Linked DNA regions of Homo sapiens: region 2 is linked to region 1. Evidence: chromatin loops called from intact Hi-C (ENCODE). Cell type or tissue: MCF 10A. All regions are shown on one strand.

Region 1 (8,000 bases):
TGATTCTACAATTCATATGGACATGCAAGGGACCAATAATAGCTAAAACAATTTTGAAAAAGAACAAATTTGGAGGACTCACACTTCTCAATTTCAATATATAGCTGAAGTTATATAGCTGCAATATTTCAAAGCTATACTAATGAAGGCATAATGATAGACATACAGATCAATGGGATATAACTGAAAGTTCAGAAATAAACCCTTAAATTTATGGTCAGTTGATTTTCGACAAAGATACCAAGACAATGTAATTGGGAAATAATTGTCTTCTCAACAAATTTGTGCAGGACAACTGGACATCCATATGCAAAAGAATGAAGTTGGACCCCTACCTCACATTATATACAAAAGTTAACTCAAAGTGGAACATAGACCTAAATGTAAGAGCCAAAACTACAACAATCCTAAAAGAAAGCATAGGGATAAATTTTTATGACATTAGGTTAGGAAATGGATTCTTAGATATGACATGAAAAGTACAGACCACAAAGGAAAAAAATAGGTACACTGGACTTCATCAAAATGGAAACCTGTGTGAGGCACAGGATATCATCAAAAAACTGAAGAGACCAACAGAGTGGGAGAAAATACTTCCAAATTATATATACCTGATGAAGGACTTGTATCCAGAATATGTAAAGAACTCTTACGATTAAATAATCCAAAGACAAAATATCCAACTACAAAAATGAGTAAAAATTTGAATAGACATCAATCTAAAGAAGATTTACACATGGCCAATAACCATATATGAAAATATATTCAAAATCATTATTCATCAGGCAAACCCCAATGAGACACCACCTCACACCTGCCAAGATAGCTATAACTTTTAAAACAAAAGCAGAAAGAAACAAACAAAAACACCGACAATAATGAACACTGATAATGATCTGGGGAAATTGGGTGCCACATACATTGCTGGTGGGACTGGAGAATTGGTCAGCCTCTTTGGAAAAGTTTGGCAATTCCTCAAAAGGTTAAACATGGAGTTAGCATACTACCCAGTGATTTCATTCCTAAGTATCTACCCATGAGAAATGAACATATATGTTCACACAATATTTGTACACAATTCTCATGGCAGCATTATTCGTAATATCCAAAATATAGAAACAACCGAAATATCCATCAGCTGACCAATGGGTAAACAAAGTGTAGTCTAGCCACATAGAGGTATATTATTCAGCCATAAAGGGATGGAAGCTCTAATACAGGTTCCAACATGGACAGACCTAGAAAACTTTATGCCAAGTGTAAGAAACCAGACATAAAAGACCACATATTGCATGACTGCATTTATGTGAAGTGTCCAGAACAGGCAATCCATGGAGACAGAGTAGCCTAGCGGCTGCCGGAGTTGGAGGGAGGAAGAAATGAGGAGTGATTGCTGATGGGTGGAAGGTTTCTTTTGCGGGTAATGAAGTTTTCTAAAATTACATGGTAGTGGTGGCTGCACACCTCTGTGCCTATGCTGAACACCAGTGCGTTGTATGCTTCAACACAGTGAATTTTATGGAATACAAATTGTATTTCAATGTAGCTATTATTAAGTAGAAGAATGTTGTTAAAGTTTTTTTAACACGCTTAGGCCGGGCGCGGTGGCTCACACCTGTAATCCCAGCACTTTGGGAGGCCGAGGCGGGTGGATCACGAGGTCAGGAGATCAAGACCTCCCTGGCTAACACGGTGAAACCCCGTCTCTACTAAAAATACAAAAAAATTAGCTGGGCGTGGTGGCGGGCGCCTGCAGTCCCAGCTACTCGGGAGGCTGAGGCAGGAGAATGGCGTGAACCCGGGAGGCGGAGCTTGCAGTGAGCCGAGATTGCGCCACTGCACTCCAGCCTGGGTGACAGAGCGATACTCCATCTCAAAAAAAAAAAGTTTTTTTAACTCACTTAAATATTCTAGCATTTTCCTCATTTGTCAAATGGTATTATATTAGTCCATTCTAGCATTGCTATAAAGAAATACCTGAGACTGGGTAATTTATAAAGAAAAGCAGTTTAGTTGGCTCACAGTTCTGCAGGCTGTACAGGAAGCATGGTGGCTTCTTCTCGGGGGTGCCTCAGGGAACTTTTATTCATGGTGGAAGGTAAAGAGGGAGCAGGCATCTCGCACGGCAGGAGCAAGGGGCTGAGAGGGGGTGATACACACTTTTAAAACAAGCAGATCTCATGAGAACTCATTCACCCTATGGTACCAATGGAGGATGGTGCTAAAGCATTCGTGAGAACTCTTCCACCAAGACCCAGTCACCTCTCGCCAGGCCCCACCTCCAACACTGGGGATTAAAATTCAACATGAGGTTTGATGGGGACGCAGATCCAAACCGTGTCACGTGTATTACTTGAATTATGAATATCACTGATTATTGTAAGGAACAAATGTGATCATGTATCAAATATGTTTGAAAACTTAAAAAACTGCTATAGAATTGCCTTTATGCAAACCTGTAACATAGGAACATCGAAAATGTATTTCAGACACTGGACAGGCTGCAGTGCAGGGAAGACGGATCCAAACACTTCCTAGTTGTTTCAATAAGCAGGGAAAAAACAGAAAAACCAAGAATGGAGTTTGGAGAGGCAAAGACACCGAGAATGCACTTGACTGACTACTGGGGAGTGGGGAACTTGGTGGAGAGAGAAACTCGGGGAAGTACTGAGCACTGACCGAGTACTGGGGAGTGGGGCACTTGGTGGAGAGAGAAACTTGGGGAAGTACTGAGCACTGACCGAGTACTGGGCAGTGGGGCACTTGGTGGAGAGAGAAACTCGGGGAAGTACTGAGCACTGACCGAGTACTGGGGAGTGGGGCACTTGGTGGAGAGAGAAACTCGGGGAAGTACTGAGCACTGACCGAGTACTGGGCAGTGGGGCACTTCGTGGAGAGAGAAACTCAGGGAAGTACTGAGCACTGATTCTGCATGTGTGGGGCTTGATTCCTGAAAAAGAACCACCAGAAAGCAGCAGGCTGAACAATCACCAGAGCTCACAGAGGGTTGGGAATAGTTTCCATGCCTACCAGTCAGAATCAAGAGACTTCATGGGACAATGGGAAGAGTCCTCAGTTCGTGATGCTGTGTGGCAGGTACCATGAAGAGGGTGAGGCAGGAGGAGGGGGTGAAGCTGGAGGAGGGGGCGAGGCTGGAGGAGGGGTGAGGCTGGAGGAGGGGGTGAGACTGGAAGAGGGAATGAGGCTGGAGGAGGGGTGAGGCTGGAGGAGGGTGAGTCTGGAGGAAGGGAAGGTTATGGAAACACAGTGGCCCAATCTAGCCAGGTCGTAGGTGGTTTTCAAGCTTTCATTCATCCATCCAGATCTTCATCCATCCATCCACTCATTGACCATGGTTCTGCTTGACAGCAGGACTAGGATAAGGCAAGTGAGATGCCCCGAAAGTTAAAGCGTTCACTCCCAGGTTTGTGCAAGTGCAGGCTCAGCCCGGGAAGCAAGTGCCTCCCTGAGTTCTGCACCCCAGGCACCCCGCCTGCCTTACCCTAGGCCCTGCCCTGGTTCTCCCCAACCAGATCGTGAGCTCGAGAACAAGGGCTAGATCTGGGTCATCTCCATGTCCCCAGCACAAAGCCACATACATAATAGGCATTCAGTGAACATTTGCTGAATCAAACAAACCCACATCCATCATCCCAGATCCTTGCACAGTTAGTATCCAAGGACTGCTTGTTAAAGGAATTGACGTGGGTCCTGTCCCCTGAGGTTATCTGGAAACAGGGAGCTCTGTTCTGGATGCCTTTCCCAGCCTCTCATCTCATCTGAACCTCCTTATAATGTTTCTAGCAGCACAGCCCAACCCTGGACTGTGTCTTCCTGGTTAATGGAGGCCCAGCTGTCCGTAGGTTTGTGCTGACTTTGTAACGACAAATCGAAGAGTTAGTGGTGGCCCAGGGAGGGGCAGCCAGAAGCTGTGTACCAGGTTTCTGGAGCATTCAGCCAGCTCAGAGGGCTCTGGAACAAATTGCAGGATGCTGCTAAACCTGCTTGTTCCAGGCAGCTCTGGCACGCGTGCCCCCACCACATGGAGTGTGCTGTCCTCTAGCTCCTCACTGCAGAACGTCCTGAACCAGATCAAGGACTCTCTAATGTGACCTGGAGTGGTGTCTCCCTACAGGCCTGAGAAGGGCCCAGACTCCGTCCTGGGAGAGCCTCGCCTCTGCCTCCTCCCAGCGTCCGGAACACCTGGCGTCTCAGCTGTGGGAGGGGAGGACTGGCTTGGTGGCTCCACTGTGGCAGGGGCCCGTGGGCTGAAGAGGCAGACCTGGGACTTGGGGGCCGATGTACCACCCGGGCTGCCCTTGCCCTCATCTAGGCTGAGTCAGCGTCTGAGGGCCCCAGCGGGAGGGCAGGAAACGTTTCCGTGGGTGGGAGCCGTGGGAAAGTTCTCCATGAAGCGAGCAAGCTGGAGCGTGCTGGGAAGGACGTGGGTGGGAGCAGCAGGGATGGAGGCAAAGCAGTGAAGCAGTGGCCGCAGGGGTCTGCCGGGTCATCCTGGTGCTGAACACACCTTCCGGGAAGCCTTGCTGACTCAGAGCGAGGGCGTTAACAAGCCCTTTCTCTAGCTCCACAAAGCCCCTGCTGACATGCAAAGACTTGGTTACTTCTCTATAAAGCATTTTCATTGTCTCTGGACCGTCTGGACTCTTGGGGACATGCACTTCCCCTCCCTCGCTGCTGTCACACAGTCAGGTGCCCCATCAGAGCCAGCAGTCCGGCCTCCAAGGGGGTTGGAGCCGCTGGCACCCAGCCGGGCTGGTCAGCCTCAGCTTCGCAAACCACTCTGTGGTCTGGCACATCACTGTAGCCCTCCATCCAAGACCCCTGTCCAAGACTAGGCACAGAAGTCCAAGGAGAGCATGCTGGTGCCTGCCCCTACCCCAGCACTGCCACCCCCAGGGGCCTGCAGTCCTGTGACACAGAAGATGCCACAGCGTTCCACACGGTGGGATCCTTTCTGTGGGGACACAGTCTGCCTTGTCCCACGTCGGTCCATGGAACACAGAAGGGTGACCACTCTGCACTGTCAGAAGCTGCCCAACATGTGGGCGCTGCCAGGAAGCACTTCGCTAGTCCCTCCACTGGGCCATTTCCCAATGAGATCTTTCACTTGGCAAATTTAGTGTTTTGAATCAGTGTTCGTGCCGGGAATGAGGGGTGGGATGGAGGCTGCCAGTTTATCCCAGAAATTCCACATCTAACAATATTTCCAGCAGACAGGCTCCCATATGTTAAAGAAAGCGTGTCCAAAAATGTTTATTACAGCATTGTCAGTCATTGTGAAAAAATAGAAACAGCCCAAATGCCCATCAAGAAGGAATGGTTAAATGGGAAACCTCCAAACATATTGCTAAGTGAAAAAGCAAGTTGTAAGCCAGTTCTCACCAGGTGATTCTGTGTATTAAAAATGCCACAAATATATACGTCTACTTGTCTAGCGACACACACGCCTGCACGGGTCATGGCCAAAAGGACACCCCCGGTGGTGACGCGGTCGCCTCTGAGAGGTGGATGGGATGGACCCAGAAGAGGTGGAGGAAGGCTGTCACTTCAACGGCAGGTTTTTCTCTACTTAAATTTTCGCCAGGAGGATGTACATGTGCCTTACTTGTACACACATTTATATATATATATATATATATATATATATATATATATATATATATATATATATATGCAGAGAGAAAGGGGGGTATACACAGATGCAGAGAGAGGTCACCTCTGACCCAAGCCTGCAGTCACCAACCAGAGACCCAGCTGCTCCATTCCCATTGCCACCATGAAGCAGGGATGCCTCCTCCTTGCTTCTTAGAAATCAGTTTTTAAAAAATCAGGCTGGATGCAGTGGCTCATGCCTGTAATCCCAGCACTTTGGGAGGCTGAGGCGGGCAGATCCCCTGATGTCTGGAGTTCGAGACCAGCCTGGCCAACATAGTGAAACCCCGTCTCTACTAAAAATACAAAAATTAGCTGAGTGTGGTGGCAGGCACCTGTAATCCCAGCTACTCAGGAGGCTGAGGCAGGAGAATCACTTGAACACAGGAGGCAGAGGTTGCAGTGAGCTGAGATTGCACCACTGCACTGCAGCCTGGGGAACAAGAGCAAGACTTTGTCTCAAAATAAAATAATAAAATAATAAAATAAAATAAAATAAAATAAAATAAAAATAAGTCAGTGTCAGGAAAGCACCAGAGGCAGCAAACATTGGTCCAGGACCATCCAGGGCTGTATGTGTGCAGGTCTGTAATGCTTGGAGCATCAGACAGCAGCAGAGAGATCCCCCTCGGTGAAGAGCCTTCCCTGGAGGCTGCAATAACTCACTGCATGTGAGGCCTGCATCTATGTGTTCCAGACACCCAGCGGTTTGCAAAGCTCGGTTTTATGGCCTGGGTATCACCAGTGTCAAAAGAAGGGCAAAGGGACCTCAGCCCGGACCCCTGCCTGTGACAGGTGAGAGGGAGCACCCAGGACACCACGGGTTTTGAAGCATCCTTGAAAACCTCTTAGGTGGTCGGGTCCTGTCTTCAGAGTTCCCGGGGCGCTGTCCTCAGCCAGGACCTTGGGAAGTCCTGGTGTTTGGTCAGTTTGTTCATCAAATGGCCACGCAGTACAAGTCCTTGATGGAGAGTCAGAGCAAGCGTGTGCTTTGCAGGCTCTCCTGAGCAGCCGTGACTTCCAGCTAATGATGGCGCAATGGGCATCTGCGCTTGGCTGCTCTCCACCTCGGGCCCCAGCTGGGAGGACGGTGGAAGGGTTGTTCATCCACACAGACTGGGAGGAGACCTTCACAGACTCGAGATCTCAGTCAGCTGTGGAAGGAGGAGGCTGGGCCCGCGATGGCTCAGGGGAAACGTGGCGGCAGAGTCTGACCCCTCAGCAGGACACCGGGGAAGCTCAGACATGGCAAGGTGGCCAAGCAGGCTGGAGGCAGGAGGGAGCCGAGGGCCCGGAGCGCGAGGATGGACGGACAGCCCAGCTCCCTGTGCAGCAGCGCCCGACGCCCCCACAAAGATCCACGTGCTCAGAGTGAAGAAAGAGAAGTTACAGTCTAACATTCTGGGCTGAGCCACGTTGCCCGTCAAGGATGGGGAAAATAAAGGCGTGCCAGGACTGCCCAGGTGCCTTCCAAAACGTTACACATGCACCTGCTGCGGTGAAACAAGAGGACTCCGGGAGACGAAATGACGGGGCATCCAATAAGCCCCAAGTCGGCCCGCCCCTCCCTACCGGAGGGCAGTGGAGGCCCCGCCGGGAGTCCAGGCTCCGCCACCGCCATCAGACCCGACGTGCCGAGGAGGGACTTGGGCTGGAAGGGGCGGCTGAGAGCGCTGGGCTGCAGGGGCATCTGGAAGAGCGCTGCGGCCTGGGAGAGAGCAAACCGTGCCCGGCACAAGGAGAAACACAGAGTGGACGTTCCAGGCAAAACAGAAAGCTGTGCACTTCCCGGTTCTTCTGGGACTAATAAGGACTGAATCCCCAGAAATAACCGTTTAATTTATTTCCAAATTTAGAAATACATAAACATACTAATTAAAAGGACTTAGTTTTGGTCACAGAACAGCACGTAACCATTTTCTGCCTTGAAGAAGTGAGAGTGAATCCGGAAAGGAATGAGGAGGTGGAGGAAAAGGAGTCTGGGAGAACCACTGTCAGCGAGAGCCAGTCACTGCCCAAAGCGAAGGCAGCAGAAATAACGCAGACGTGCCTCTTAGAGGACTGACATTCACGGAAATCTTTGCTCATTTTTAGCGTTTCAGTAAAAACCTGGGAGGAAGAAACCAGGCTGCAAAGGCTGACAGAGGAAAGGTTGATATGATCACTCTGCAAGGAGGGGAAGGGGCCGGGATGGGACAAGGTTGGCTGAATCCTCCCCTGCCGCTGTGCCTGGGCGGTGATCCCGGCTTGGGTGTTTCTGTGCGGGAGGCCTGTGGGGATGCTTTGGAGAATGGCCTTTGCGAGGGAATTCGGGAAGCAGAGGGCAG
Region 2 (8,000 bases), 88 kb before region 1:
TGCTGGCTGTGGCTGACTCTCAGGGAGGGGATGACACCCGTTGAAGGGGCACATCATGGATTCTGGGTGGAAAAAGTTTTCCTAAATAATCAGACCCCAGGCTTGTCCTTTAAGCATATGAGGGATCCAGATTTATACCACATGGAATTCTAAGCTAAGAAGTTAACATTTAGTCCCTTTGCTGAGCATGAGCTCAGGTCAACCCAAGGTGTCTGGCATAAACAAAGGCAAAATCATACCACAGGCTCCCAATGTGGTCCCCATAGCATGTGGATGGGGGCTTCGGGATTGGGTTCAGGGGGTCAGCATTTACCAGGTATAGGAAGAGCTACACCTCTCAGCACTTAATCTAAACGACCTGAAAGTAAACAGAAAGGAAAGCGTTAGATACATTTCAAAATGAAGAAATCTAAATTCTGAGAACCAGATTGTGATTGTGTAAATAAGATGTGTGTGTGTGTGTGTGTGTGTGTGTGTGTGTGTGTGTGTGTCAGGGTCTCACTCTGTTGCCCAGGCTGGAGTATAATCATGGCTCACTGCAACCTCAGCCTCCCAGGCTCAAGTGATCCTCCCACCTCAGCCTCCCAAGTAGCTGGGAGTACAGGCACGCATCATCACACCCAGCTAATTTTTAAATTTTTTTTGTACAGATGGGATCTCACTATGTTGCCTAGGTTAGTCTTGAACTCCTGGGCTCAAGCAGTCCTCCTGCCTCAAACTCACAAAGTGTTGGGTTTACAGGCATGAGTCACCATGCCTGGCAAATAAGATTTTATTCAAAATAGAACCAAAACAAACCTCTACAAATGACTACATGGGTATTCATAATTGAAACTTAGTGGAATACTTAAAAAGCAAATTAGATTCAGCTGAAGAGAGAATTAGTGAACTGGAAAATAGACATTCTAGGCTGAAGTGTGTTCCCGCAAAATTCATGTTGAAGTCTTACCCCCAGTACCTCAGAATGTGAATGTATTTGGAGACAGGGTCTTTAAAGGAGTAATTAATTTAAAGTGAGGTCTTGGGGGGGCCTTAATCCAATATAACTAGTGCCCTTATAATAAGAGGAGATTGGGACACACACAGAGAGGTGATCATGTAAAGACAGGAAGAAGACAAGCCAAGGAGAGAGGCCCCAGAGGAACCAGTCCTGCCGATACCTTGATCTCAGACTTCCAGCCTCCAGAACTGTGGGAAAACAAATTTTTGTTGTTTAAACTGCCCCATCTGTAGTACTTTGTTGGAGGAGCCCTAGCAGATGAATGCAATAGATTTAATAAATTACCCAGAATATGCATGGGAAAATAAAGAGATAGGAGGCAGAATAAAGTGAGAGGGATGATGCAAGAGCTAGAAGGACCAATACGTAAATCACCAAAGTCCCAAAGGGAGAGAGAGGCTGGCCACTGGAGCAGAGGAAATGCATGCACATTTTCCAGAACTGATAAACATGAATCCTCAGATTCAAGAAGCACAAGAGAGCCAGAGCAGAACATAGAAAACTAAAACCCCACCTAGACACATGATTGTGAAACTGCATGTGTCATACTCTGTAAATCATCTGCTCAGCTCCCACGCTAACCCTCTTTTAGCTTTTCCTCTCTATCTTTCCATCTCTATCTGAAATGCATGCTTCCTCAACTCCTTAGCAGTGAGGGTGCAGGCATGGGACATTGATTCTCCAGAATATTGCACCTGCCCATTTCTTGGATGCCAACGTGGGAAGTATCGGTGGCAGCTGCAGGTGGAGAGGCTGGGCCCTGTGACAACCTGACAGTAGAGGTGTGGCTTGTCACCAGTCTCAAAGGTACCAGTGCTAATGGCAAGGATGACAACAGGATGCCACTGCAATGGTTGGGTCGGATATTTTTTCAGACAAACATTTGGAATGATAAAGAATGGACTGTTCCCAGGGGACTTGAGGGGAAAATTGGCAAGGGTGTTGAAGACGATGGGGAAAGAGGCTGGGCTGCAAGAAAGCCATGGTGGAAGGGAACAGTCAGAAGACGCAGCCAGAGAACAGCGAGGCTGGGGGTCCCAGCAGAGGGGAGAGGTGCCTCAGCGATGGTCCAGGGAGGGAGAGCAGAAATGACAGAACAGTGAGTGTTGCTGGAGCGGAGGGGTCCGGCTGGTGTGCTGAGAGTTCCCAGGGAGAGCACCACCCTCTTTCAGAATGACAGGAGGAGTCAGATACAGAGGAAGACTAGGAGGGTCAGGATGTCTCTCAGGGTCTCAGGAGGGAAAGTGACACACAGATTGGAGGGGGAAGTGTGTCTTAGCAGATGGCCCTAGCTGCAAGGAAACAGCTGGCTTCATTCAACTGTGAAGAAGTGAAGAAGGGAAGGGGCCTGGGGGCAGGGAAGGTCTTCCCCATTCTGAATTCTGTGGAGTGAAAAACGGGCTTCGGTATAGCAGGAGCAGGGGATGAACTGCAGGGAAGGCAGTGTGTTTTCCACCGAAACTGCATCCCTGGGACATCCAGGGCTGCATGGAAGGAAGCCAAGCAGTAGGCCCAGCTCTGCTGGGGGTCCAGGGACTGGCTAAGGGGTCAGCAGATCTTCCACCAGGGGGAAGGGCAGGGGTGTCCACCAAAGGAACTGGCCCCAACTGGGTTGGCTGGACCTCCACGGAAACCTCCCTGGCTCTGACGCTAGAAAAGCTTTTAGTAAAAATAGACACCTACTACTTACTGGAAGAATAAAAGTCACGGTGCAGAGAGACTATGTTTTAATATGATGAATATCCCTTAACATAACACCCCACATTATACCTAACAGTGAACTCCAGGGAAATGGCCCTTAAAAATCAGAAATTAAAAACAGGTGTTTGCCAACTGCATTAAGATTGAACAGGCTGGGCCGGGCGCGGTGGCTCACACCTGTTATCCCAGCACTTTGGGAGGCCAAGGTGGGCGGATCACAAGGTCAGGAGATCGAGACCATCCTGGCCAACATGATGAAACCTCGTCTCTACTAAAAATATAAAAAATTAGCCGGGCTTGGTGGCAGGTGCCTGTAGTCCCAGCTACTCAGGAGGCTGAGGCAGGAGGATGGCATGAACCCAGGAGGCGGAGCTTGCAGTGAGCCGAGATCGTGCCATTGCACTCCAGCCTGGGCGACAAAGCGAGACTCTATCTCAAAAAACAACAACAACAACAAAAAGATTTAACAGGCCGGAGGATGTCGATGCCATGAGTCATGAACCCATCCTGCCTCTCACCCTGGCAACTGGCAACGGGACCTCCAAAAGCAGGAGGTAATGGCTTTGGCACCCAGAAACGCACAAGACAGAGAGCTATGGTTTCCCCAGTGTCTGGTCCTTGGAGGCTCCATGTGACCTAATTACACGCTGCCTTCCAAGCCTGATTGAGAGCAGAGGTGGTCAGGATGCTCAAAGCCCCTCCCAGACATTCTGTCCAGCCAGCAGCAGACCCACCAGTCCCCGCTCACCTATGCAGATGAGTGGCACTGTGCCACTTGCTCAGATGGAGCAGTCAGTAAGTAGCCAAGGGCATCTGGGTTGCAGACCTCAGTTTGAAAAAAAAAGGGAAGCAGGCGTTCGTCCAACATCACCCAGTACTGAAGACGCACCTTCCCTGTGCCAGGCATGGCCCTGGAGCTGAGCACGTCACTGACCAAAACAGACCAACAGTACCACCCTGGAGGGACTCATCTGTCTCCCAGGGAGTCGGCTTTGTTGGGGCCAGGAACCAGCCACCTTTGGGACCCTCCAGTGGCCAAGCCTGGAACCCTCTCTCAGGTGCCACCTGCCTGGGGACTGCGCAACAGTGCTGAGTGAAGGTGAAGCTTGGGAAGCCTCTCCCACAGGTGAGGCTATGTTGTTCTGCAAATCTACAAAGACAGATGACCAGGAGGGACCGCGGCAGGCAGCGCCTTCAGGCTGGGCGCAGACCCTTGAGTGTGAGCAGCAAGGAATCGACGGGAACAGACTGGGAGAAGGGCCCTGCACGCCCGCAGCTCTGCCCTGCACCTTCTGTTCAGAGATCACTTCTCATCAGGAGGCTGCGAAGGGAACTGGTGCTCCAGCTAAGGGTGGTCCCACAGGGTGACCTTGTCTGTCCTGAAACGGAAGCTGTTGTACTAGACTGGGTGCCACAGAATTTAACGTATACCCAATGGCCATACCCAGGCCTGCAGGTTTATGTCCCCGTGACTTTCAATATGCCCAGCTTGTCCTAGCTGCTTCACTAGGAAGTCCTGAGCCTCCGACAGGACACTTTCTGGGAGAATCACAGAGGCGTGTCTCTAGCGAGCGGCTTCCACTCTTTCTTCCAGACAGCCCGATTTCCCCACATGCACCTGGGCCTTGAGAACAGTCCCTGGAGGAGCATCCGACACTAGCAGGCCCAGGAGAACCACATCAGTCCCTCTCTTTGGGCAGCAGCCCTCCCCCTGCTGGGCTGGACTTCGCCCTCGTGGCACAGCGGGCAATTCTGAGCCAAAGCCAAAATGCCAGCTCCCAGCCTCCTAGGAAGGACGGGTCTGTGCGGAAGGCTCTGCGGCCGGCTCTGCCCCCAGGGCTCCCAGCAGCGGGCTCCCGAGGCCTGGCTTCTCCCGGAGGAGACCCCAGCTTCTCCAGCGTTCTTACATTTCTGTATTTCAGACCCAAATAGACCTTGTTCCAGGTTCTCAATGTCCTCCCCAGGGTGGGGCTGGTGGAGGCCTCCAGGTCCTGGGGTGTGTGTGGGCTGCTGGAGGGCAGGCCCGAGACCCAAAGGCGCGTCTCCCTCACCCGCCTCGCCGACACCAGGGGGCGCTGGAGCTCAGCAAAGGGCCCGGAGGCCGCTCTGAAACTCAGGCCTTAAAATACAGGCAGGATCAGCCTTTGGAGCCCTCCCTGCCGGCCGGGCCTGCCCGGCGCCCAGTCAGCGTGCTGCCGGGCCTGTGCCCCTGACGGACCTGGCACAAGGGGGCACCCAGGGGTCTGCAGCCGGATGATGCGAGCTCAGGCCTCCCCCACCTGGGGTGAGACGCCCCCATCCCATCAGCGCACCCCTGCAGCAGGGAAGCATAAGCCTGGCTGCGGCCCCGCCCACAGCACCTCTCTGGTCCAGCCCCGCCCACAGCACCTCCACCTCCAGCCCCGCCCACAGCACCTCCCCTCTCCAGCCCCACCCACGGCGCCTCCCTTCTCCGGCCCCGCCCACAGCACCTCCCCCACTTCAACCCCACCCACAGCACCTCCCTCCTCCCCGGCTGCAGCTCTCCCCTCAAGCCCCGCCCACAGCCCCACAGCACCTCCCCACAGCCCTGCCCACAACACCTCCCCCTCCAGCCCCACCCACAGCACCTCCACCTCAGACCCCGCCCACAGCACCTCCCGCCTCCAGCCCTGCCCATAATACCCCCCTCCTCTGACCCCGCCCACAGTGTCTCCCCCCTCTGGCCCACCCACAGTGCCTCCCCCTCCAGCTCCTCCCACAGCACTCCCTCCTCCGACCCTGCCCACAGCATCTACCCCTCCAACCCCGCCCACAGCACCTCCCTCCTCCGGCCCTGCCCACAGTGCCTCGCCCCTCCCGCCCCATCCACAGTGCCTCTTTCCTCTGGCCCCGCCCACAGCACCCTGATCCTCCAGCCCCACCCACAGTCCCCCCCTCCAACTCCGTGGCTGCAGCCCCGCCCTCAGCACCTCCCTCCTCGGGGGGTGCCGCAGGACCTGGGACGCACCTGATGTTTCTGGGGGGGAAGGGGCACCCTTCTGCAGTTTGCATTGGTCACCTTAACAGCGGGGCACTGTGGTCACAGATCAAGTCCTAAAGGAAAGTAAACCTCTGTTCAGTGGCCAGGGAGGAAACAGGTTGTGAGAAATAACGGAACATTCTTCAGACAGGACAACAATTCGGAGTCTTACACCATCCCAGGTTTTTTGACACGAGGGCTGTCCCCGCGTTGCTCTCCCTGGGCCTGTGGCACCCACTTGCTGGCTAAGGTTAGGACCCACCCTGGGGCGCCTGCCCAGCGGTGACTGTGTCCACAGCACTCTGGGTGGCACCTGCCCAGCTACTTCTGGTTGTGCCCTGGTCACACAGGCATGGTTGGGGCAGAGTGTGGCAGGTGCTGCCTGCACCAGAGCTCCCCATGTGCCAGGCTTGGTGCCCACGTGTGCTGGTGATGCTCTCACCTGGTCCTCAGTGCAGTGGAATGCGGGACACACTGTCACAGCCTCAATTTACAGCTGGGGAAGCTGAACCCCAGAGGAGTTTGGTGACCTATCCAAAGTCACACCGTCTGGAAGTGGCTGAGCCATCATCTACCAATGCCTGTGAGCTTGAGCTCACGTCTCCAAGAGGGTGCAAGCCTGGGTAAGCAGGGACTTGCTCAGCCTCCAAGGAAAACCCACACCTGCAGCAAATGGCTCCAGGTTCAGGCTGGCCCCCGACTCTGTGAAACCACAATGACCAGCCCTGGGATGTTAAGCTCTGGATCGGAAGAGGAGAGGTCAAGAGAGCAAAATCCTGCAAGCCATGAGCCGTGGGAAATGAGTGAGGTGCTGGTTATTACGGAATGTGCCCAGCCTGACGTGATCACACACAGACACAGGCCTCTGGGGGTGGTGCTCCCAGCTGACCTCTGCAGGATCTCTGCACCCTGAATGGCAGGTCCACGTATCATTGCTCTTGCATGTCCCTCACTACCCCAGGAAATGGCCACCAAATCCCCCAAATCACCCTGGACACCAACACTGAACACAGAATGCTTTTGGATTCCCTAAGGTACAAAGGAAATCTTGGTAACTTCTTTCCCCAGGTTGCCTTAGCTTTCAGGGTTTCCGTGAGCTGTGAGCTCACCTGTGCGTCCTGGCCAGCTGCAGAGCACTGCAAGACCTAAAAGGAGGGAGAAGAATGGGCTTGTGGGGCATGGCTGGGCTGCGGCTCTATATGCAGCAGTGAGGAGATTTCATCATGGCCTTGGGCTGCAGACCCCGGCTTCCTGGCATTTCTCATGCACCCTCCTGAGCCCCAGGTGCTGGGTTACATGTCAGTGTGGAGACTACACCCCGTGACCCAGGCACATGCCCTCGAAGGCTGGTTCTTGAGGGCCAGCTTTGGGAGGACAGGTGAGGGCTCAGGGGTGACAGAACACCTACCTGGGGTTCAACAGGCCACCCCCAGTCCTGGAGCCCCTGCTGCTGTCACCCCACCGGCCCAGGCCAAGGACTGCACTTCTCCTTGCAGTGGACCCCTATGAGCGTGCTGTGACCCCCTCACAAGGTCACCGTACCTGTCTGGCCCCAGCTGCAACCTGCCTGGGAGCAGGTCTAAAAACAGGCCCTGCTGCTGGGTGACTGGGCAACTGATCCGGGTTGGGGCGAGGGTGTGGCCGCCACCCGAGGCCGCCCTGTGTCTGGGCAGGTCTCAACTCTTCCTCTGATTCTCCCTCTGTCCCCGAGGAGCTCTCGGTCCCCGAGCCCGGTCAATACCTGAGCCAGGCATTCTTAACCTCCTGTGCACCGAGGCCCCATGGCAGGTAGTGAAAGTTAGGGACCCCTCATCAGAATAATGTTTTTAGGTGCATAAAATAAAATGCATAGAATCGCAAAGGAAACGCATTGCATTGAAATTGTTAGCACAGGTGAGAGCTGAGTTTTCCGCAGAGTGAGGTGCAGGCTCTTCTATCAACGCGTCACCTGGGGTGTACTCAGCAGTTTGAGCAGTGCTGGGCACCTCGCTGCCTGGGGATCCTGGCCACAGCTGCAGTGATGGGAAGACACTATGGCTTCTTCTGGAACCGAGTCACCTTCTTCCATGCTCACAATGGAAGGAGTACCATGTCAGCTTAGCTGAGCAATGGGACAGTTTCTCCCCATGCATGCTCAGGGGAGTGGCCACCCGGAACCTTCTCCCTCCAGCTCCCCTCCCTCATCCTTTGGGTGCACTGTGACCCTGAATCAGCTCTGTGGGGTGACTCCCAGCCCAGAACCCTCAGGCCCAGAACCCCCACCACCACGGGTGGTACACAACCAAGCTCCTTGGCCCC

What was found. A loop is a pair of places that touch in the nucleus more often than their neighbours do. Peaks named below come from ENCODE experiments on the same cell type or tissue, not always from the same donor. Only the 100,000 strongest peaks of a DNase experiment are listed, where the experiment ranks them.
Region 2: a loop joins it to region 1, with 5 times the contacts of the local background. A loop is called at or near these places in 3 of 110 quality-filtered maps.

The regions. Positions count from the first base shown.
Region 1 is chr2:240,315,938-240,323,937 of GRCh38, forward strand. No RefSeq gene overlaps it. Among named protein-coding and RNA genes, the nearest start is that of GPC1, 120 kb to the right of the region's middle. In MCF 10A, no CTCF peak of the experiment used is centred here; DNase peaks (open chromatin) are centred at 4,414 and 6,724.
Region 2 is chr2:240,228,295-240,236,294 of GRCh38, forward strand. No RefSeq gene overlaps it. Among named protein-coding and RNA genes, the nearest start is that of OTOS, 92 kb to the left of the region's middle. RefSeq lists silencers at 4,860-5,069, 5,420-5,469 and enhancers at 5,412-5,953, 7,200-7,700, 7,829-8,000. In MCF 10A, a CTCF peak has its summit at 4,770 (motif pointing right); DNase peaks (open chromatin) are centred at 4,817, 5,247 and 5,457.